3 separate regions of the Mus musculus genome follow, and all the other regions are linked to region 2. The links are chromatin loops, found by intact Hi-C in ENCODE. Cell type or tissue: heart. All regions are shown on one strand. Region 1 holds the start of Ankrd13c (ankyrin repeat domain 13c). Region 2 holds the start of Zranb2 (zinc finger, RAN-binding domain containing 2). Region 3 overlaps Srsf11 (serine and arginine-rich splicing factor 11).

The links. Peaks named below come from ENCODE experiments on the same cell type or tissue, not always from the same donor. Only the 100,000 strongest peaks of a DNase experiment are listed, where the experiment ranks them.
Region 1: it touches region 2 in a loop (13-fold over the local background); 5 of 42 quality-filtered maps call a loop at or near these places.
Region 3: it touches region 2 in a loop (5-fold over the local background); 15 of 42 quality-filtered maps call a loop at or near these places.

What each region holds. Positions count from the first base shown.
Region 1 is chr3:157,942,508-157,950,507 of GRCm38, forward strand. Ankrd13c (ankyrin repeat domain 13c) reads left to right here and starts at 4,493. Exons shown (of 13, transcript NM_001013806.2): 1 at 4,493-5,449. The coding sequence starts at 5,020. In heart, no CTCF peak of the experiment used is centred here; DNase peaks (open chromatin) are centred at 4,484, 4,694 and 5,384; H3K4me3 peaks cover 2,686 bases; H3K27ac peaks cover 1,917 bases; H3K27me3 peaks cover 383 bases.
Region 2 is chr3:157,529,459-157,537,458 of GRCm38, forward strand. Zranb2 (zinc finger, RAN-binding domain containing 2) reads left to right here and starts at 4,707. Exons shown (of 10, transcript NM_017381.3): 1 at 4,707-5,016; 2 at 6,876-6,928; 3 at 7,020-7,128. The coding sequence starts at 4,961. 4930592C13Rik (RIKEN cDNA 4930592C13 gene) reads right to left here and starts at 4,632. Exons shown (of 2, transcript NR_152231.1): 1 at 4,552-4,632. In heart, no CTCF peak of the experiment used is centred here; a DNase peak (open chromatin) is centred at 4,663; H3K4me3 peaks cover 2,418 bases; H3K27ac peaks cover 1,674 bases; H3K27me3 peaks cover 2,757 bases.
Region 3 is chr3:158,028,377-158,036,376 of GRCm38, forward strand. Srsf11 (serine and arginine-rich splicing factor 11) reads right to left here. Exons shown (of 13, transcript NM_001379531.1): 2 at 3,076-3,272. Among named protein-coding and RNA genes, the nearest start is that of Srsf11, 4.2 kb to the right of the region's middle. In heart, no CTCF peak of the experiment used is centred here; a DNase peak (open chromatin) is centred at 3,355; H3K4me3 peaks cover 4,143 bases; H3K27ac peaks cover 1,775 bases.

The DNA of each region.
Region 1 (8,000 bases), 410 kb after region 2:
GTGTCCCTCCTTCCTTCCCTTCTTATCCCAGGAGTCCCTCCCTTCCTTTCCTCCTCCATGTCTGGGTGTTAAAGCTTGCTGCTGGTTCTTGGAATTTGTCTCTGCATCTCTCAGAGCCAATCCCCTTTGTGAAATAGTTCTACTATCTTGAGAACTTGGCCTCAACTTCTACTCAGAGATCAGTCCAATTGGCCAACACTAATTAGGTCACCCACTTCCCCACCCAGTGCGAGCTGAGTGTGCTACTGCTTCCTTCTACTCATGTCCTTGATGGAGATCGATCTGAAGAGTCCATCCAGGGTTGGGACTGGCTGAGGGGTTCACCAGGAAGGTCACCAATTCGGGACTCGAAGGGCTACTCGTGAGAACTGGTCTAAGTGTGCTATGTAGGTTATTACATGCTTTCAAGGCAGTTTTAATTGAAGGGGTCCTTCACTCTGGAGCCTTCCAGCATCTGAGAGTCAAGAATCAATTCCAATACAACGGATTGAATTTTATAATACGGTTTCCCAGAGAGAATATGCTATGTAGAGGTATTTCAAGTAAGGTTAAATAGCAGAAAACCAAGCTCAGGGTTTGAGATAGGCAGAGGATGGGACAGCTCTTCTCCCTTATCCAAAGGATCCCAGAAACTACTGCATGGTTTAAGAGAGAGGGGAGGAGGAGTGAGTTAGTTCGTGGAAGCCCTTTGAATGGTGTAAATTTAGGAATGACCACAACTAGCTGACTGTTAAGACACTTGACATTCTTTTTTTTTTTTTAAAGATTTATTTATTCATTATATGTAAGTACACTGTCGTCAGACACTTGAGAAGAGAGAGTCAGATTTCGTTATGGATGATTGTGAGCCATCATGTGGTTGCTGGGATTTGAACTCAGTACCTTTGGAAGAACAGTCAGTGCTCTTAACCGCTAAGCCATCTCTCCAGCCCCCGAATGTGACACTCTTGAGAAGGCCATTTGGGCACTTTTCCTAAGTGCATCTCTTTTTGTTTTAAACATGTTTGCCTCCTCTTAGTAAATCCAAATTCTGCTTTAACTGGCTTGTCCAGTTTTAGGAGAGCAGAGGTCTTTTTGAAGCACACCTGTGGGTGCTGCAGGTACCAGCATGGGAGCAATGCATCTCATCCCTGACACTGCAACGCTAAGTATGGCTCCCTCCTCACAGAACTCAAAGGCCAAGAAGATGAAGGAGGCATATGGAAATTGTAATGGAGAATGAGGAAGAAGGAAAGACAGGAAACATAATTCAGGAGGCTGTGTTGCTGCTAGGAGAGGTGATTTCCAACATGGATCCTAAAGTCTTTTCCTGCCATAGACTTCTTCTTCAATACCACAGAAAACTCTTTTTTTTTTTCCCCGAGACAGGGTTTTCCTGTGTAGCCTTGGCTGTCCTGGATTCAGAAATCTGCCTGCTTCTGCCTCCCAAGTGCTGGTATTAAAGGCGTGTACCACCATGCCCAATTCCACAGAAAACTCTTGTCACTAATATTTGGAATAGATTTTCTGGGAGCATAATATGAATTATAAAGTGCCACACGCTCTGGTTGAGTCAGCTTGACAAGCTGAGAGGCTTGGATGCTACACACGAGGCAGAAGGGTTTCACGGAAACTCACTCCTGGAGTCTGGCGTTCTCTCTAACCCATACATTAATTTTCCATTCCCGAGTTAGTCTAGTGTATGGATCCACGTGCTCTCTTTTAGTATTATCCTATTATAAGTGCCTTTTAAGATTGAATTCTGACATAGCTAAAGCCTTCACCAGTGTTCCAACAGTCCTAGAAAGTCCTTGAGCAAGACCATGGGCTTGGAAATTCAGTAAAAATGTTGCTATTCAGTGACATTCAGAATTGCCTCTGGTACTACACTATCACTTTGAATAAAAACTAAGTCACTGCCCTACACATGAATTTACCATCACCTAGGAAGAAGGGAGTTTCAGACCTAAGGAGAAACCAGAGTAGATACTTAGAACTATAGATAGCTGAGTTATACCCAGACGCACGTATTTACAATGGCCTAGGGGGAAGGTGGACTATACAATAGACTAAAATAGGAACTTTGGCAAGGGCACGAAGCCCTTGACCCTGGCTTCTAAAATTAAGTGAATCTTAGGTGGAGCCCTTGTTTTTTATTTTTTTTTATTACGTATTTTCCTCAATTACATTTCCAATGCTATCCCAAAAGTCCTCCACATCCACCCCCCCCCCCACTCCCCTACCCACCCATTCCCATTTTTTGGCCCTGGCGTTCCCCTGTACTGGGGCGTATAAAGTTTGCCTGACCTATGGGCCTCTCTTTCCATTGATGGCCGACTAGGCCATCTTTTGATACATATGCAGCTAGAGTCAAGAGCTCTGGGGTACTGGTTAGTTCATAATGTTGTTGGTGGAGCCCTTGTTGATCCCAGTTGTTAACAATGAATTCTATCCCAGGTGGTTCCTGTTAGACCTGTGTTTGCATTCCTCTGATTTATGTAAGAATCCAGTAACCTCTTTGTACCTTGTGAGTGTGTCACCCAACTTCCTTATTGTCTTCTGTATAAAAAGTTCGATTTGACAAATTACATTCAGATTCTACACAACCTCTCCTGTGTGCATCTATCTGTCATCCCATCAGACACTTTCCCCACCTGCGACTAGAGACCCATTCCACACAGACAAAGGGATCCAGAGGGTCTGTGGCAATAAAATGTATCAAAATTGCTTCAGAATTTTATAAAAACCAAACTTGTGTATATACTCATCTTTATTAGGTGTAATGCAGATATAGCACTATCATGAAGTTAAAAAACAAAACGAAACAAAAACCAATAAAACAACACAAGGGACTGGGGAGACTGGGCTTTCATAAGTTCTTTAAAACCTCTTTCAGATACTACTTCCTCCACAAAGACTTTTAAAAATGATTTTGTTTATTTTTATTTTATATGTTTTTTTTTTTTTTGCCCGAATGTATATCTGTGTGAGGGTGTTAGGTAGTCAGAAACTGCTGGAGTTACATACAGATAGTTGTAAACTGTCATGTGGGTGCCGGAAGCTGAATCCCAGGTCCTCTGAAAAAGCAGCCACTTCTCTCAACTGCCGATCCTCCTCTCCAAGCCCTTCACAAAGACTTTCTGAAATTTGATTTCTGTGTCAATTTAAACTAATAATTTCCCCTTATGTTATATTGGGATGTTACAGAATCTCAGAATTTACATTTTTCTTGTACTAAATATCTTTAATAGTACTCATATTTTGATGTCCCTACCCATTACATACTATAAGCCTTAAACCTCAAAGTTTAAAGGGATGAGATGTTTGTTTTTTGAGAACAGTCACTTGAGGCAACCTTCCTGTATCTACTTCCCGAGTGCTGGGATTGTAAGCATATACCACCACAATAGGTTGTCTTAAAAAAAAATGTTCATGGTGTTTGATTTCACTGAAAGAACACTTAGGAGTTTTAACATCCATCAAGAGGTAGCAGCCAGTAATTAGGTACATGATTTTGGCTGCCTACCTACTATTTACTGTTTTTTTTTTTTTTTTTTAAGACTAATTTTGTGTGTGTGTGTGGGTATGCACCAGAGGACAATTTGTTGGAATGGGTTCTTTTCTTTTACCATGTGGGTCCCAGGGATTGAATGCTCAGTGGCATGTCATGTCACTGGTCCATCTACTAATTTTGGGACAGCATTCACTCTGTAGCTCAGGCTAGCCTTGAATCCATGTGATCAATCCTTTTGCCCTTCCTCAGTTTCTGGAGTGCTGGAACTTATTGATGTGAGCCACCATGTTCAGTTTAGTTTTCTAAATGTTCACAATTTCATCACACACACACACACACACACACACACACACACACACAGTGCTTTGATTCCCACTCACTACCTCGACTATTCATTCTATACGTCTTATGGCACTTTTGTTCTACACCATTTTATTTCGCTGGGTTACTGTGCAATTCCTGAATCTGATCTAAGATCCGTTTCCTACTTCCAAAGAATTTATGTCCAAAATTCCAAACTGTATAACTAGCACTCTGTGTAAAAACACCAAGGACCTCCAACTTCAATATGCTAAATTTGAACTCATTTTTAAAGGAGTCTTAAGCTTTTTCCGGATTCACTGTATCCCAGAGCATGCTTTCATCATCTCTCACCCGGGTTACTGCCCACTTATTTAAAAACAATTACTCCATTTCCTCAAGTAAGCATCCTCCACATACTTTAACTCTGACGTTTGTCCCAAATACACTCAACTAACAGCTGTTTGAAAAATCCTCCATTCCCGGTGTAATAAACAGCCTTTGAATTCCAAAGTCAGGCCCTAGATTCCTCCAGGATAACTGGCCATCTCTCCTCGCCTACAGCCTTGCCAGCCTGAGCAAGTCCTTGCACAGGTTAGGGAACCCAGCAGAGTCTTAGCGAGTGTTTACTGAAGGTCCAGCGCAGCTGAGTGACGTCACGTCCGATATCCGGTGGTGTCTTCCTACGTCGTTCTGAGGGAGGTTGACAAACAGGGTTTCAGCCTTTAAGCTAGAGTTCGTAACTGCCGTTGACCTCCTCCTTTACGAAGGCCCAGAGCACCAGGTCAGAGCTCTGAGTCTGGGTCTGAATTCAGCCGCAGGGCCCGGCCCAGGGTGGAACCCTGTGCGAGAGGAGCGCGGGCGCTGCCCGGACCCTGACCCAAGCGCAGAAGCGGCCCTCTAACACTCCGCGGCGGCGTTTCCTCCGAAGCTCTCGCGAGAGGAGCCGGGGAAAGATGGCTGCGCCGGGTCTTTCCGAGTGAGGAGGAGGCGGCGGCGGCGGCGCCGGGCGTCGTGCGGTCGTGGTCTCTTGAGCTGCGGCTTTCCTCGTCCGAGACGAGGGCCGCCGCCTCCGGGAGATGCGCGTGTCGCGGACCCGCGGTCGCCCCGGGAGTTCATGCTGCGTGCTAGGCTCGCGGCCGCCGCTCTAATCGCCCGGCGCCGCCGCCGCGCCGGCTCGGCCCGCGGTGAGCCTCCCGGAGCCTGTCCCGCGCGCCGCGGCGGCTATGACCGGGGAGAAGATCCGCTCCCTGCGGAGGGACCACAAGCCCAGCAAAGAGGACGGGGACGTGCTGGAGCCCTGCGAGGAGGAGGCGACAGCCGCGCTCGGCGGCGCCTTCACCGGGGGCAGAAGCGGACCGGGCGGCAGCGGCAAGGGCGGCAAGGCCTGCCATAAGATCTTCAGCCACCACCACCGGCTGCAGCTGAAGGCGCCCGCCGTTCCGGGCCCCGGCGTTCCGGCCCCGCCGCAGCACAACGCAGTGACTGCCACCTGCCCTGCCCCGGCCTGCCTGGGCGGCAGCAACCCCGCTTTAGTCGCTGACGGAGGCGGCTGCCCCTCGCTCTACCCGGTCCACGAGTGCGTCTTTAAGGGGGACGTGAGGAGACTGTCCTCGCTCATCCGCACGCACAATATCGGACAGAAAGATAATCATGGTGAGCTTTGCCTAATTTCCGTCCCCTCGGAGGTGGGGTGGGGGTGACCGTTGGCCTCCGGGTTCCCGGTCCCTTCTCCCGCACCGTGTTTTCCTCTGGCGGAAAACCTCGAGTCTTTTCAGGTGCAGCGAGCGTGCCAGGGGTCAGGGTGCAGCAAGGATGTTTTCTTCTTTTCCACCTGAGCATTTCGGGACAGGTTGCATTTTCTCTGCGGCAGTCTTTGCGAGTGCCAAAAGGTCGGGCTATCTCACATCCAGGCAGGTCTTCTGGGTTTTAGGGAACGTTTCCTTTTTCCCTCCCTCCCTTCTTGCCGGTCTTCACCGCCCAGGTACGCGCAGATAGATGTGAGTTTTTATCCGTCACTGACCTCGTGCTGTAAACACTGGTTTTTGAAAGCCATACTGAAATGTGTCCGCATTTAATTTCCCAAAGCAATTGAAGAGACTTTTGTTTTTGTTGCTCTTTCCACACCAGGACCATTTTTCATCTTGATTGAGACTAAAGACATACTATGGTTTTCATTATAAAGTCTTAGCCACATGTACTGGCTGGTTTTATGTGTCAACTTGACACAGTTGGAGTTATCACAGAGAAAGGAGCTTCAGTTGAGGAAATGCCTCCATGAGATCCAACCTGTAAGGCATTTTCTCAATTAGTGATCAAGGGGGAAAGGCCCCTTGGGTGGGACCATCTCTGGGCTGGTAGTCTTGGGTTCTATAAGAGATCAGGCTGAGCAAGCCAGGGGAAGCAAGCCAGTAAAAAACATCCCTCCATGGCTTCTGCATCAGCTCCTGCTTTCTGACCTGCTTGAGTTCCAGTCCTGACTTCCTTGGTGATGAACAGCAGTATGTAAGTGTAAGCCGAATAAACCCTTTCCTCCCCAACTTGTTTCTTGGTCATCATGTTTGTGCAGGAATAGAAACCCTGACTAAGACAGCACATGTTTGAGAAAGCATGGTATATTTGGTAGTGAACGGTATCAGTATCTACTTTTGGCCGAATCTTGCCTGGTGATTTTTTAACCCCTTTAAAGCAACTTGTTGTTGTTGTTTTTGTAAAGACTTATTTGCATCCTCCCCTGCCTCCCCCCCCCCTACTTCGTGGTGCTGTGGATTGTATCTAACTAAGGTCTTGTGAAATAGTAATTGTTGAAAATATTTTTCAATGTTTTATTAACAGGCAAATATTGTTGGCAGCTGTTTTTAACCTGACCATTCATTCTACATTAATTAATTAGGTAAACTGCTCAAGATGGTATTATACATTTGTGCACAAAATGGTTTTGCACATTAATGCAATACCACCTGTGAAAATAAGCTTCCTGAATTTCATTGGTTTTTAGATTTTTTTTTTTTATCTAAAATTAGAACAAAAGTAGAAAACAAAACAAAAAAAATGAATGATTTTGGTTCAGTTTTCTGTCTTTGTCTTCTGATTTTGTAAGACCAGTCTGGCCTCGAACTCAGAAATCTGCCTGCCTCTACCTCCCAAGTGCTGGGATTAAAGGTGTGCGCCACCACCGCCCGGCCTTTTAGTCTATTTTACTGTGCTGTTCTACCAAGCACATTTGACTGCTACCGAGAACTAGATGCCGACTTAAACAGTTGAATCGTAGCCCTAGTGTATTGGTTAGTAGGATGCTGTTTAGACGTGGTCTAGTAGTAGCTGTGTTTTATCTTTGCCTTTAGAACTTAGTTACATGCCTTAAAGTCTCTTTGAAAATGGTCAAACATCCCCTTTGCAAGTTAATGCTCTTTAAGAGATAAGTGGATGCCATAGGAACTACTGAAATTTTGGAATTACTGATTGTTGAGCTTCTAGTTATGTATTTATCATTTTTAAAAACTAAATACTTTTCAGAATAATTAGAATTCTATATATCCTTAAAGGATACTCCTGACCTTTACCCACCAAAATTCACCTTTTTTTGTATTTCATTTAGCTGCCTTTATATCACTTATGATCAAAGCAGCTATGGGCTCTTGCCTGTAAAAAGTGCAACCATGCCTCTTTTTGGCACACTCAGGGAAGAGGCACTGCTGTGCTCTTCTGTAGTTTCATAGTGTCCCCATTAAACTCTAAGATCAGTATTTTTTTTTTTAACCGAATTTATTTCTGCATGCCTGTTTGTGAAGATCCAAGGACAACTTGTGGAGAATTAAGTCTCTCTTTCATTGTGTGGGTCCCAGGATTGAATTGAACCCAGGTTGTCTGTTGTTCCCATTACTGCAGGTTAACTTAACCCTAGCCGCCTCCGCCTCCAGCCTAGCTATTAAAACTTTTTTTTTTTTAGATTTATTTTTATTTTATGTGCCTTCCTTTGTTTCTACAACTCTGGGATTTCAAGCATGTGCTACCACATCCAACTTCTTTTTGAAAATTATTTTATTTTTTTATGTGCATTGGTGTTCTGCCTTCATGTCTGTGTGAGGATGCCAGATCTTGGAGTTACAAACAATTGTGGGCTGCCATGTGGGTGCTGGGAATTGAACCTGGGTCTTCAGAAGTTTCATCAGTGCTGTTAGTACTCTCAACTGCTGAGAGATCTCTC
Region 2 (8,000 bases):
TGGTTTTGGGCTGCCACAGGAAAAGCCCTGGGAAGAGACAAGAGTAACCATAACAATTGCTTTCTTACATGCCAACTGGAACTCTGGAAGGCAGAAACAATGGAGGCTGAGGCAAACAAAAGGAACTTATAACCACCTATACCTCCCTGGGGAAAGGGGAGGGTCCACACACAACTTTACAAATGTGACTTCTCCAAAGTTCATCAGTATATAGTGTGCAGGCCAGAAGTCTGAACGCATCCTGGGCTATTACAAATCACTTTTTAATCAGTTGTCAGCACCATTTGAGTGATCCAAACTTGTATGATCCCATTTTTAAAAATGCTGTCCTGGTCAGTGGGAACTTTAACAATGCCTCCCTCGAGGGCCTGACATGGAAATGCAACCCTAGCTCATCTCACATTAAGACAGCTCCAGAGCTCTTATGGCACATCTGTTGGACCCATACACAACAGCAAGGGAGCATCCTGAGAACCTTAAAACCTAAGTGTCTCATCACTACCACCAGGGGACAATAAAACAGCCCAGGGTTTCTATCGAATAGGACCTACAAGGGAACAGGTTTGGAGTAGCCCAAGACACAAGAGACTGTGATCTCTATAAAGGTTTCCTTAAGCACAGCTGGGCCAGGTCAGGCTAAGAGCCTGCTTGCTCAGGTCCAAGCATGGTATTATAGTCTCTAACTGGCTGTCTTGTGGACTAAAGATGTAGGCAGTTGGTCTTAAGAGCTAAAGTATACTACTGAAGCACAAGAGCTTTTCTAAGCCCCTTTCCAGACTTAAAATGTGCTCTTACCCAACATTCCATGAAATCCCTCTTCTTAGACCCCTCTTAGGCTCCTCCTTTGACTGTTGTGGTTTGGCTTTAGTGGAGGCATTTAAAGCATATATGTTGACACTGGTTCTAAGCAAGTAGAGAGAGCCATAGCAGAATAACTAAAGACTTTAAAAAAAATGTAAGTTCAAAAACTTACATATACCCCCAATACCTAATTAACCTCTTAGAGACCAAGATTTGCTTGTCTGCATGATAATTTATCAATCTATAATACAGTATAAGAATAACTTGCATGAATAATTCACCCTGAGTGTTTTACCACGATAGGTTGCATGTACCTAGGAGACAAGACAAAATTACCAATCAAAGCATTAAAACTTAAAAATGGGTAGTTGCATTTTTCTTTCATGCTAAGAGAAGCACAATCACTCTTTACCCTAGGAATATCCCATCCTGAAAAGCCATCTGTGGCCCTTAAACTCACCTGTTGAGGTTATTGGCATCATAATTTTAAGTTGTACTTATTCTATCTTAGACTCACTGAAGAGGAATTTTCTATTGACTTGACTCTCCTGGAAGCTTTAACTACAGTTGTTCCTTTATTACAATAACTGCATGCCATTTTACTAGCTCTGATCATAATCCCTAGTCTCATTGGTAACCACTGTACAAGAATAATTCTAAAATTATTAAACTGAACATAAATAGAATGATACAGACTTTTCTACTTTGTGTCTGGATTTCTCAGTTTAATGTGGGTGACCCTCATGGTGTTCAATGCAGTTTCAATGTCATTCTTACTATTGTATATTGCATTTTACTAAATGACTAGGTGGTTATCAGTTTGCTCTGGCTACTACTGACAAAGTCTGGAAACTTACAACTGGAAGCAACATGGGTAATGAAGTTATGAACTCTGTTGTACATACCTTCAATAGAAACATTTGCAGGGCTTAGGAAACACCCTGAGAAGTTTCAGGGTCATAATGTATGCATGCATTTGTTCAGATTTAGTGGGGTCTGACAAGTATTTTCCAAATATAAAAGGCTACTTGACTTGTTCTAGGGTTACATAAAGTTCACTGGATTAAAAATCCCATAAAATAAACCTATTTTAAGCTGAAAAAATGAATATACATAACTGACTGAGCATATTAGCTTTGTGACACAGTACACTATAGAGTATAGGTCCTTCACCCTCATGATAGCTCACTGTTACTATCCAGAATCTTAAGTATACCAATATCATTAGATTATGAAAAATTCATAATTCAAACTTTGAAATGCACTGGGTATCGTATTCACACTGTTATGAAATTAAAATAGCATAAATCAACCCACATGCAGATGAAGACACATTGCCTGCAATCAATAAGGACTCTGGCCACCCTATAGCACTCTTTGTTCACTTTGATGGGTGGGTCATAGTTTTATACATTATGGTTTTAATTTTACACTTCCCTGACTTGCAGCAACAGAGGACAGGACAGGACAGGTTCACTGCTATCTGTCTTTCTTCACTAACTGTATGGAAAACTTAGATAAAATACACCCTTATCTATGGGCAAACTACCAAAGAGAGCCAAAGCTTAGTAGGATGGGTATAGTATGGGTTTGTTGATAGTTGCTTTTTTTTTTCCGCTATTTTCTCTTGTAGCTAGCCAGGCAACTAGCTAGTAAATCTGTAGTAACAGCACAATTAATAATAATTGAATTAATTTAAAAACAATTTTTCCAACCGTATGAACTGGGGAAATGCACATCTGTGCGCTACCAGATTGTAAAGAAACACTTAAAATATTTCACAGCTCTCCTCCCACCCAGAGTGAAAGTATAGGAGAAACTATACTTTCATATAATGACAAGGAGAGGAAGTCTCTGTACTCTTACATGTGTGGAGGGGGATGGTGGGGGGTGGGGGTGGGAAACATCCCATACCTTTCTCTTTCCCTCATCACTTCACCCTGTGTTAGGGCCCTAGTCAAATGCTTTAGCTATGACAAGCTGCTAAAAATCCAAGGGAAACCTCGTATTTCTCACAAAAGGGCCAAGAAAAGGGAACACTGAAAGACAGACTACGTGAGAGGAATCTAAGAAAGAGATGGACAGAGAGGTATGTCCTCCAAATCTAGTCTGAACCCATACAAGTTCTGTGCTCAAGTATCAACCAAGCAAAGCAGGATGGATATGATTCATGTAATGAACTACAATTAAAAGTACTGCTAAGATACCAAAACAATTCACGTGTTTGTGTGAAGGACAGATAGCAAGATCAAGATAGCAGGGGATGGAGAGTTGGCTCAGTGGTTAAGAGCACTGACTGCTTTTCCAGAGGTCCAGAGTTTGACTCCCAGCACCCACATGCTGATTTCACAACCATCTGTAACTCTAGTTCCAGGGGATCCACACCTTCTCCTGGCCTCTGAGGGCACCCAGCATACATATGGTGCACAGACATACATGTAGACAAAACACCCACACACATAAAAGCACAGCTAATACTCAGCGGTGCCAACTGATATAGAACCATTACTCACACGCAAGACTGAGCCTGTGATGCCAACCCCAGGATTGCTTGCTAAAAGAAAATAAAAATTCCACATTACCCAAGATAAAAATCCAGGAAAAAATCAGTGATTATACAATATGAAATAACTGGGAAGGTGTGGACAATTATCAGAATAAAATACATCCAAGAGCTTTCAAGTGAGATGATCAAGATGAATATAAGTATCAAAAGTGTTAGACATTAAAACCAAAGCAGTTTAATGATTTTTTTTTCTCCTGGATAAGAGCTATATGCGAGAAATATAAATGCCAGAACCCGTGTGCACAAATGTTCACGAGAGTTGATCAACAATGCCAAAACATAGATTTGGGTGTTAACTGTAAGAATATTTGCAAGAATATTTGCATGGGGGAGGGGGGAGCTAGAGAGATGGCTCAGTGGTTAAGAGCAGTGATTGCTCTTCCAGAGGTCCTGAGTTCAGTTCTCAGCAACCACATGGTGGCTTACAACCATCTGTAATGGGATCGGATGCTCTCTTCTGGTGTGTCTGAAGACAGCTACAGTGTACTCCTATAAATAAAATAAATAATCTTTTAAAAAGAATACTTGAATGCACGTTGTGACAAAGTGCAGGGTTTGGGGCTTAACTGTCACAAGAAAGAATTGTGAATATGCATGACTGAAATAAAAGTGAGCTACATGCAACTAACTGCAAACTCAGAAACTACGCGGAACTAAAAGCAACCCTCTGTCACAGTAAATTGTACCATTTCTCACTTTAAAAAATAAGCATACAGTATATGAACTAAATCTTTTATAAAGAACGAGAATAAACCCAAAGGGCCAGTGTTAAATCTGGGGAAAGGTAGTGAGTTGGGGTCAGAATTGTATCAATACTATTTCCTATTTCTAAAACCTTGGGGTGGCTCCTCTGTGTACAGGGCTTATCTCTCACACATATTAAATATTTTTAAAGCTAAGTTTTTAAGCAACAGCCCAAGAAGGAGAGATATCTCCCTTCATTAATATGACTTTTCCATCCAAATACTAAGCAGCCTAACTACACAAGCCAGGTGGAGCTAAAAGTGAGACCCTATGTTCTCACAGGAAAAAAAGTTTATCTTTTTGACGTGGCCTACAGAAGCCTGACAGAGGTTCCAAGTGGTATGTATGAAACAGTAATGTCCGGGGCAACCTGGTTTAATCCTCAGTCTCTGTCCAAAAATAAAAATAAAGTATCTTCTCCAAAGACTCGAGCCTCCCACCTTATTGCTCGCCCCAGTAAACCCTAGGCAACGCGCAAGCCCGTGGGCTATCGAGCCGCGCCGAGTCACTTCCGCCTCTGCGCCCTAGCCCCGCCCCGGAAACGGAAGCGCCTTTCTCTAGGGTCCTTCGGCCTGCGGAGAACTCGGCTGCGATGGCCGCCGGGCCGGGCTGTCCTCACAACGCCTGCTCAGGAGCTCGGTAAGGCCGAAGCGAAGCAGAGCCTCAGGACGGGCTGCTGGCTCCTGGGCGTCGTCTCCGCACCGCTGCTCCAGGCTCGCGGTCCGGCGGTGTGAGTTCTCCCCCACCCCAGGGAAGGGCGGGTCCGGCGGCGCGAGGACAGCCCGGCGCGAGGCCCCCGCGGCTCCGGTGGGGACGTCGCTGCGGGCGGCACTGCTGCTGGCGTCCAAGATGTCGACCAAGAATTTCCGAGTCAGTGACGGGGACTGGATCTGCCCTGACAAGAAGTGAGCGTGGCGGGATACCGTGGGACCTGGGGTGGCCGGGAGGTCCCTGTGAGGGCGGCGACGGGGTCGCGGCCTTTGTGGGGACGGCGGGGCGGTCGCTGCCGGCCTTGAGCGGTCGCGGGCGGCCCGCACGTGACCCCGCGCGGAGCTGAGCTCACGGTTCAGTGGCCCTGCTCCGAGCTCTGCCGGGGCCGCTCGCTGTCCCTCCCTCCCTCCGTCCCTCGCTCCCTCCCTGCGGCCGCCGTGCTTTCGGGCCTGCGATCCGTCCCCAGTGACTTGGCTTTTCTCATCCTCCTGCCGAGAGGCAGGAGGCCTGGGCACGTACGTGGCCGGGAAGCCGGTGTGCTCCGCTTATGGCCACAGAGATCGTTCTGAATAGGTGTCCCTATTTTTAAAGAAAAGTGATGTACCAGCTCGTGTTCTTGGAAAGCCAGAGTCAGAGCTGAAGGAAACCCGGGTTTACTCTTCTGTCTACTGCAGAGCGTCTAGCCTGAAGTACCTTTGCTAGAAAATACATTGCTCGACTACAGTTAACACCGAAATAACATGGGCAGTGTGTGGAGAGCAAGGAAATGATGTCACTCAGATCCACTTGGTTGGTATCAGACTGATATCAGGCTAAGCATACCAAGTCAGCAGACTAGAACCGAGATCCTCTTGGACTGTCACTGCAGGAACTGTGTGACACTTTGGAACCCTTCAGAGATTAAGACACCAGCCTCTCTGCCTTCTGTGTGACTCGTAGAAAACTGTGCTCTTGTGTTCTTACTGAAAGCACCCATGTATATTTTGGGAGGACCCTTCATTCAAAGTCCTGTACACCTAAACTCGGCAGAAACTAAATGTTATTTGTACTGAATATGTAAATCAAGGAGACAGTTTTCAGAATATATTTTCAGTTTTACTTGGAACGTGTGTATTTTTTTTTAACAGAAAAAGGGACCTTAAAGTTGTCTGGAGCCATTCAGTTTAGTGTTACACTTCCTTTCACTATTTTATCTCATTCATTGTTTTTTAATAGGGTGGTGGATTCTTTGTCGTTACTTATTTAAGCTTTAAATTGGAGTATCTAACTGCTTTAACAAATACTAAAGTAGTGCAAGTGTGTGAAAACTTAACTAGTTAATGTCATAAGGTTACACTTTTTTCTGTTGGTTGTGGTTTTGTTTTCTGTTCTTTAGTTTTAGATTTGATAAATACTATAATACTCAAATTTCTTTACAATTTAATTCTGTCTTTAGTTAATATATCAGTCTTTTCCTTATCATCGCACTTCCTACCTCTCAAAGAATGTTTCATCAATTCTCTGGAGTCCTTCTGTAACTGTTCATTCCTGATGGATCCATCCCTAGGATTTTGTGATTAATCTTTTCCTTTTAGACAGAGTTTCTCTATGGAACTCACAGAGATCTGTTTGCCTCTAGCTCACAAGTGCTGTAATTAAAGGCTTGTGCCACCACTGCCCAGCTTGAATTTTATGCTTCTAAAACTCATCACATTTATTACTTGTAACAAACAAGATGAAAGTTGATATTCCTTTTTTTTTTTTTAACTCTCTCTGGTATCTTGTCTAATTGTTATAGAAGAGTCTGACACTTTGGAACAAGAGACTTTTATGTAACTAATGATATACACCAGTCTGAAGATAGCAAGGTTTGGGTCCCAAAGTGGTTCCCACAGTAACTGTAAGCACAAGGTTGAGATTTTTACCCAGCTTTTCCTTCTCCCTGCTGGTGCTTATATTAACATAATGGGATAAGCTTGTTCTGCGTTCCAGGGTGTAGTGAGGACAGTTTAAAATGTAAACAGTTTAAGTATCTAGGAATTACTACTCTAAGTGCATCTCACTTTATTTGCAGGTGTGGAAATGTAAACTTTGCTAGGAGAACCAGCTGTAACAGATGTGGTCGAGGTGAGCGCTGACAGATAATTCTCTTAATACTGTATATGCAGATCATTTCTTTATTTCCCAGGATTTATATCGAGTTCTTGTCTGTTTGCAGAAAAGACAACTGAGGCCAAGATGATGAAAGCTGGGGGAACAGAAATAGGAAAGACACTGGCAGAGAAGAGCCGGGGCTTATTTAGTGCCAATGATTGGCAATGCAAAACGTATGTGCTTCAGATTGCTGTCTGTTACTGCAACAACATGATGAACTCTTGCTAATTATGTGACAAGATGCTATGCCATATTGATCCAAACATTCATTGGTCTTAGGCTAACTATAGTAAAAGGGAAATTTTAAGTGGTATCTTTCAGGGGTGTTACCAGTTGTTGCTGTGGTAGTGTGTAATGAGCTGATAACCAAAGGTCTGGGGGACATTGAAGACCTTGTGGTCTACTTTTTGTTGCTGAATAATTGCATGATTTGGGGTTTTTGTTTTGATTCTACTTTTTGTCTCTTTTATAATATGAAAGCAACTTGAAAAATCTTAAGTTGCCTTCCATAAAAATTGCTTCTTGTTAGATTTTTTTTTTTATTGTTGCCTTTTAGGCTGGAGAGATGGTTCAGCGCTTAAGAGTACTGGATGATCTTCCAGAGGATCCAAGTTAAATTCCCAGCAGCCACATGACAGCTTGAAAAAAATAGAATACTTTTTTCTTTCAGGTTTAGATTTCATTTTGTATTGATTTTCTCAATCTCCACATTTTGTGCTATGTAAATAAATCCTACATATATGAAAAAGCACTGGACCAGAAAAACGTCTTACATAAAGTCCTGGTCCTGTAGACAGACCTTGAACCTTTACAGGAAAGCTGTCTTACAAACTAAGTCACAGGATTTAGTGAACTGCAAAGGATTTCATAGAGGGCACTAAGAATAGCAAACATATTTGTGAAAGGTGAGACCAAACTCTTTAAGGTAGATTCAGAGATGATAGGAAATGGAACCTTTGATTAAAGCACTGCTTTTTCCCCTCAGTAGCAGAATTTCTAGTTATGTCACTTCTCAGTATGTTATATTAAATAGATTTTTAAATTT
Region 3 (8,000 bases), 500 kb after region 2:
CATTTACAAAGTTCTTCAAAACGAAGTTACCTTCTGTTTTTAAAACCCACAGAACAGCACCTTAGGAAATTATAGGCATTCTTTAACACCGGTAACTGTTGGCCCAATTTTCGGTGAAAACAACCCCAACCCACCACCACAATAACAGCGAAACTCAAACTAATTCTTAGAATGAAGAGATGGTTAAGAGCACTTCTTGTGAAGGACCCATGTTCGATTCCCAGCATCCAGATGGGCACTTACAACAGTCAATAATTCAAGTTCGAGGGGATGCAGTGCACTCTTCTGGCCTCACATTAGGCATACACAAGGCACAGAAATACAAGCATGCAAAGCATTTATATACAGAAAAGGAATCTTAAATAAAGAGAGACCATTATTGAAGTATATATAAAACAATTTTTTAGAAAGTCAGAAAAAACTGCCTTCAAGTTAACTATGTCCCACTTACCAAATACATTTTATTCTGTGTAAGGAAGCAAGATAAGAAAAACAGTTCCCTTATGCTTCTACTGCTGAAAGAATTTCAAAGTATCTTCTAAGAAGTACATAGAAAATTGTGAATTCTGGTGTTTACCAAGAGTCCACAGAATCAGAATATCTTTCCCAGGAGGGACATTCTTAAGATCCCCCTATTCATGGACACTCAAGTTTAAGAACTTGTGGTTTAAAAGCATGATTTTTGGCAGACAAAGTTCTGATGCTGTTTCTGAAGAGGATGACCATCCAGAAGAGTTCATGCCAAGCTCACTCCTAAACACTGTATAGACCTGTAAAATCCTATTTGCACTCCACAATGAAACACACACACACACACACACACACACACACACACACACACATGTATAAAATAGGAAACAGATTCAGAAAAAAAAAAAAAAAAAAAAAGAACTTGTGGTTTAGGCCATTACACCAGTCTTTTAACTCTACCTTAGTACTGTGTCAGCCATTTCTAAGCAGAAGACCTTTACGCTTTATAAAGTAAAAGGCAGCACAGGTAAGAAAATAACAATCACTTGAGAACAATTTTACTGACCTCATATGCCTCTTTCTAATTATATCATGAAATATTCAATAACTCATTAAAGTATATTTTTCTTGAAAAGTGGGTAAGATCATTAAAGTGATCACTGATCATGTTTGGTTATGAAGGCTTCAAATGAATATCTGTTGACAGTAGCCTTCGAGTACAGCATAACACTGACATGTGTCACTGGGATCCTTACCTAGGTAAGTATCCCATTGTGAAATTCCTTTAAAACTAAATACTTTACTATCCACTTCTACAATAAACACCATGTCTATAAATCATAGCAATTGAGAAGTAAAAGCAGGAAAATACTGATTGGAGGTCAGCATAGCCTACGTTGACCCCCCCCCCCCCCCCCCCCGACACACACACTTACGAAGCCCTTCCCTGGTCTGAAGTGTTTTAGTAAGTGTGTTTGGGGTATGCATTCTTCAAAATGGAATGCTGATGAACTCAAGAATCTTGTTCTATGAAAGGCAGGAAGGCTGACCTTATTCTGTGAATTGGTGACAGCTGCCATGCTACTGTTTGAAGGTGAGTACACAGTACCCTATATCATTTCAAGGAATAAACAAACCCTGCAACTATTCAGCTTATGATGGAATTACCCATATCACCACAAAAAGACCAGCTTAAGTCTATCACAACCTCCTTTAAAGTATTGTTCACTAGCTAGGTAGGTCTACAAGGGGAAAAAAAAAAAAACTAAACAAACAAAAAAGTAAAAAGCCCAATACAACACCCACTTCTTCTTCTTTTTTTTTTTTTTTTTTTTTTTGGTTTTTCGAGACAGGGTTTCTCTGTAGTCTTGGCTGTCCTGGAACTCACTTTGTAGACCAGGCTGGCCTCTAACTCAGAAATCTGCCTGTCTCTGCCTCCCAAGTGCTGGGATTAAAGGTATGCGCCAACACTGCCCGGCTAACACCCACTTCTTTTATCTTTTATAATACAGTATAGATTTGCTTTGGAGAATAAACAAAGTGAGTGACTATAATAAAACTTTTAGTAATCTGCAAGATTAAAATCACAAGTTGAATATATAATCTTTTTTGTAGTTTTAATATTAGTTTTAGGAGCAATCTGAAGGGTAGGATGTGTTGAAATAAACAACATCAATTTCTGTATGCTTTTTTATAAGGAGCTACCCTGTGGATTTCCAAGGTCAAGATTCTGCTCCAAACAACTGTTCCTAAAACACTACGAAACTGTTAACATACTTATGTCAAGCACTAAACAGTTATGTAAAAATATTTCAAGTAGGGAAGTCATGAAAATTAATAATTAACACATAAGACTTGTATGATTAACTTCAGCATGATTAGTGATTACACACACAACAGATGACTGTGATGATTCTCATTTCTTATTCTGAATTTAAGGGACAGCATTAACCACCAAAATTTGGCTGGTAGTTTTACTAACATTAACCACTATGTTTTCAGTAAACGTTATAATTGTTTCTAGAGGACATACAATTATTTCAAATGTGTTTTCTATCTTCATACTTTCTTTGTTCCTTACAATGAATACACGTTTAATACCGCGGCAATAAAAACCACTTTTAAAACAAGACAAAACCCACATAAACCCTAACTCAAATTTAAACATTCCGTAAATTATTTAAACACAACAGGATTCAGCTATGATGAATTTCTCTGAATTATATAAAAACAGCATTCAGGTCTATTGACTGAGTCTTCTGTCTAAGGGTTATAGGGTTTGATGCACTTCCCTAGTTCAAAATTACTTAAGAGCAATCCTTATTTACATCAAGTGAATATAACAGCAACAATTTTACTTCCTTTCTAACAAAGCACTGGGTTAGTTTTTCCTTTAAAAGGGGGATTTAATCGAAACATTAAGTGCCCAAAGCAAAATGATGGTATAAACAACACCAAGAGGAAAAACATTCCTTAAACTCCAATCGGGCGCTTATCCCTGGCCTGCGGCCTGGCAGGCCCGCGGATTTTCCACGCTAGGCTCCGGCGGACCGCGCGCCTCGCCTCACCGGAAGGGCCTCGGGCCCGCAGCGCCCCGGTACTCACTCCGGCGGGAAGAGGCGCAGCTCGTCGATCTTGCCCAGGAAGCCGAAGAGCGTACGCATCTGCTCTGAGCTGGCGCTCGGAGACACGTTGGTCACCTGGATCACCTCGGTGCCGCCGCCTGGCCCGCCACTGGGGCCTGGGCCCGGGCCTGGCGCGCTGGGGACCACTGCCGTGCTGCTCATGGCGCGGGCTGCCTCCTGCTCAACACATCAAACACAAGACAGAGTGAGAGCGCGCGGCACCGGCCGCCGGCCGCACACAAACGGCCGCGGACCTCGCGCAGCGCAGCCGGCCCACAATTCCACACGCCCGCCCGCGCATGCGCCCATATCCCGGAAGTACGCGTCCAGTTCGCGCTCCCGCAACTGTCCCGGCTGCGCCCACCCAGCTGAGCCACCTCAGAAATGGTTCCTGCTTACTCCACATAGCACCAGAAGCATTTTCAGGCAGAATCCCTCCACCTAGCCGCTGAAACCTCCAGCAAAGACAGTTTAACACACACGCCCTGCCTCTCTGTTCGCTCACTGAACTTAGCTTACCTTTACTGTCCTTCAATATATTACAGTATACGGTCAGCAGTTTGAAATACACCCGCTTTAACACGAGCATTCTTCACTACAAAAACAAAACAAAGACCCCTGCCTTATTTCTTCAGCCACATCTGACCTATTCCAGTTCTCCAACATAAAAAACCCAAATTACTTTCTCTATGCCTTTACAGAAGCCACTAAGTTCCCTAATCTCATCTCAATACCACCTGTTAGTAACAGCACTGCTTTTGTTATTCAAATGTATGTCTCAGACTGCAGAACCTAGCACAAATTCTGAGTTACTTCCAACGAGCACTGAACACATGAACACTCACCCCACCCTACTTTAATTAGTCATTTATCATACAGGCCACGCTAATTTATTTGACTCAAAACTACCGAGAGCTAAAAACCTCAGACTTTACACGGAGAGTTACAAATCTCTACACTTGGCAAATAACTCTTGGCCAATACTGAAAAGGATGCAACTGACTTGCTAGGTCTACTCACTAGTTCAGTGACATAGTTCTTAAGCACAGAAGGGAGGGGCTGACTAATGTGCCTCATCAGAGTTTAAAACAAAACAAAACACATGATCACTCATCAATCACTCCCAAGATAGTGTTAAGTAGTTTCTCGAATAACAGGTATCACTCACTGTTAATTACAGATTCTCACAGATCAACGTTCTTAGTATCAGGAGTACATACAATGCCCATGACAGAACAAAGAACACAATAATAAGAGCTCAAGCTTTGTCTTTTGATTTTCAGTGTTATTTAACATCAGTTTATTAGCTGTAAAAGGTATATGAAAATCTTTAATACTGTTTTACATTTCAAACAAAAAATTTTATTACTTATTTATAGTGTATGTGTGCGTCACAGTGCCCTTTGAAGGTGCCCTCATTCCACCATGTGGGTCCCTGATCAAACTTGGGTTTAATCCATCTCTACATTTTTCTATATGCTTTATGTTTTATAATAAAAATTATAGTTAAACCAACAGGGTTTCTCTGTATAGCCCTGGCTGTCCTGGAACTCACTTTGTAGACCAGGCTGGTCTCGAACTCAGAAATCCGCCTGCCTCTGCCTCCCAAGTGCTGGAATTAAAGGCGTGCGCCACCACCGCCCGGCATGATAAAATCTTTTAACTACAAATCTGATTTATGTAAGACTTACTGAGCACAGTAATCGAGGGCATTTGATGCAGAAAGGCTAGCAAAAAAGTAATTTATTTAAATATTTTCCATCTGTTTTGACTATCACCATAGAGCTACTAAGTTGAATAGGCAATGAAATACTTATCATTGTTAATGACTTTCACAGAAATAATATAGCTAAAAGCAGGTGACAAAAATCTTAAGACAAACAGTAAGTATATCTAATCTATGACAGTTTAAGTGATCGTAATTATTTGCCAGAAAAGGCAACAGAATTATAGAATCTGGATATAGGCAACAAATTCTTTCTTCTTACTATTTCTCCAATATTATAAAGGCATCCCAAACTCACAAATTTCTCCAAATACTATATCTCTACTAACTTCTAGAGATTTCTGAGATGCTAGAAGTATAGCATAACACAGAAAACAAAGAAAAGACAGCCAATGTTCCCAATCTATTGGAATTGCAGTTCTCTCCATAAGCAAACATAGAGATGTAAGAAATGCATGTACTAAAAAGGCAAGAAACTCTGCACAAATTAACCTCTTTTTCTCTTACTAGAACGGAAACTACTTATTTAATAAGTCAGTCATCAACTATAGCTTTCAACTATGAAAAAAGTCTAATATATAAACAAAATTTCATGAGGGACACAGCGATGTTTGAAAATGTACTATTAAATTGTAGTGGTAAGAATGGATTTCCCTATCTTTATTTGATAATAAGTTTTACTTTCTGTCACGAAACAAATCAGCACTTTCTGGGTGACTTGATTGCTTATTTTTTTTTTTTAAGTAATGTCAAGCGATATTAAATAAAATGCATATAATAAACCATAGCCAAACACCTCCATTAAAAAAAAGGCAGGTATGCCTAATCTTTAGCAGGACAGAAGAGGGCTGCTTTTCAGTATTCCAGAGCTGGTGATAGAACCCAACGTCTTTGCAAGATATGTAAGTGTTCTATAACTGAACTACATCCCAAAAGATGTGATCTTTTATTTTATTTGGCGCTACTTCAATAATGCAGAATGTCTAATTAAAAAAATTTTAAAATTTATGTCTGTGTGTGTACCTGTATGAGCCTTTATGTGCACCATGTGTGTGCAGATGCTGGCAGAGGTCATATTCTCTGAAACGGAGTTAAAGGCAATTGTGAATTGTCCTGGAACTCACTCTGTAGACCAGGCTGGCTTTGAACTCAGAAATCCTCCTGCCTCCTACCTCCCAATTGCTAGGATTAAAGGGGTGCACCACCACTGCCGGGCTTCAGTAGGTGCTTTTAACAACTGAGCCTTCCAATTGTCCCCATATTGTCTAATTTTAAAACCCACAAATACTTTGAGTGCCACTACTGAAAAATGTTTCATTTTAAATGCATTATTAGTCTTAAGGTAATTCAACTACCATAAAGAACTAGTTGTCAAGACTACCCTCATATATTTTATAAACAAGCTCAATCCATGAATTACCTTCCAGTTTCTATCAATTAGCAACAAATAGATAATTTTCTCAAATGCAAGAGATAATTTTGGCTACAACCTGTTTATTTTTCACATGCTATATGAGTATAACATACAGTATATTATGAACTTGTATTAGCCAAATCCTTATGCCAGTTCATACCTATTGATATAGAAATATGCTGGATGTGGTGGCACTCATTTTTAATATTAGCACTTGATAGGCAGGGTGGATTTCAAGTTGGAGTCCAGTGTGATCTACATAGTGAGTTCCAGGCTAGGTAGGGCTACATAGATTCTGTAGACTCTAAAACAAAACACAACAAAACTCTAAAATACATTTGGGTGAAGAAACTGCATGTGATACAGTATGGTCAGACCACACCAAATCTACTTTTCAACTAATACTGTTTTTCTCATTAGGATGACAAAAGAGTTATGCAGCCTTCTCCCTGCATATGTTCTTTACATTTAAAAGAAGGGGAGAAAATCGGGGCTGGAAAGATGGCTCAGTGTTTAGAAGCACTTAAGGTTTTTTCAGAGCACCAAAGTTTGATCCAGGCACCCACATGGCAGGCGGCTCACAATCATTGCATAACCACAGTTGCAAAGGATCTGATATTTTCTTAGAGCAAAAAAACACAAACATAAATACACAGAAAACAAATTAATTTAAAAACTCATTTCTGTGATGGCTGACATGTTGATGGCTAACTATGTTTAAAAGTTAAAAATCTCTGTAGTTAGGCAAAATTAGACCTCCTATGTTAAGGACTGCTAAGGATATATATTTTTAACTGATGTTCCTGTAAATAAATTTGTTCTGCTTGAACATAAACACATTGTAATTTTGCATTCTTTGCCTTTATAAACCCGACTGAGGTGGCTGGGCGCTGCATTCTAGTGAATCTCTAAACATCCCCCAGACTCATAACCATTTCATACTGGTGAGATGGCTCTGCAGGTTGGTGGAAAAAAAAACCCACTCCCTCAAGTTGTTCTCTAACCTCCTGAGGCACCAGGGCACGTGAAACCCTATTCACGTGTGCAAAAAGAAACACTAAACTTAAAGAGGAATGTAATAGAAAATCAATTTCAGTCAAAGAATTTGGTCTGCGCTGGACACAGGATTCACGGCCCTGCCCACGTTAGGGAATTATATCCCCAGCCCTGGATAGTTGAGGGCTACTTCTTCGTTTGGGAAAATATATCAATACTTTGTAAACTCCAGGAAAAACTAAGCAGGAAATCGCTACTTATTAAATAAAATTTTCTTTTTTGTATTTACAACAAAACTACGCATTTAAATTTTCTTTGCTTTCTTTCTTTCTTCTTCTTTTTTTTTTCCTTTTTTCTTTTTTGAGACTGTTTCTCTGTTGCTCTGGCTGTCCTGGACTCGCTGTGTAGACCTGGCTGACCTCCAATTCAAGAGATCCATTTGACTCTGCCTAATCTAGTGCTGTGATTAAAGACGTGCGCCACCATGCCAGGTCAGTATTTACATTTTCATTATCCGAAGTTATTTTTAAAACTTCTTAAGACTGGATTATCGGTAAATCAGTGAAAAATGAGCTTCGTAAGCGTGGGACCAACTGCATAAGTTAGTCTGTAAGCGAGCAGGATTCGAAGTCCGAGCCCTTCACCACAGCTTTTAGCTGTCAGGTGGGTACTTAAGCTTAAGGGCCAAGCTTCGTGTCACTCGCCATCCTGTTCTCCGGGATCAATTCGATCACCGCACTGAACTCAGCGATCCCCAGGCCTGGCGCCC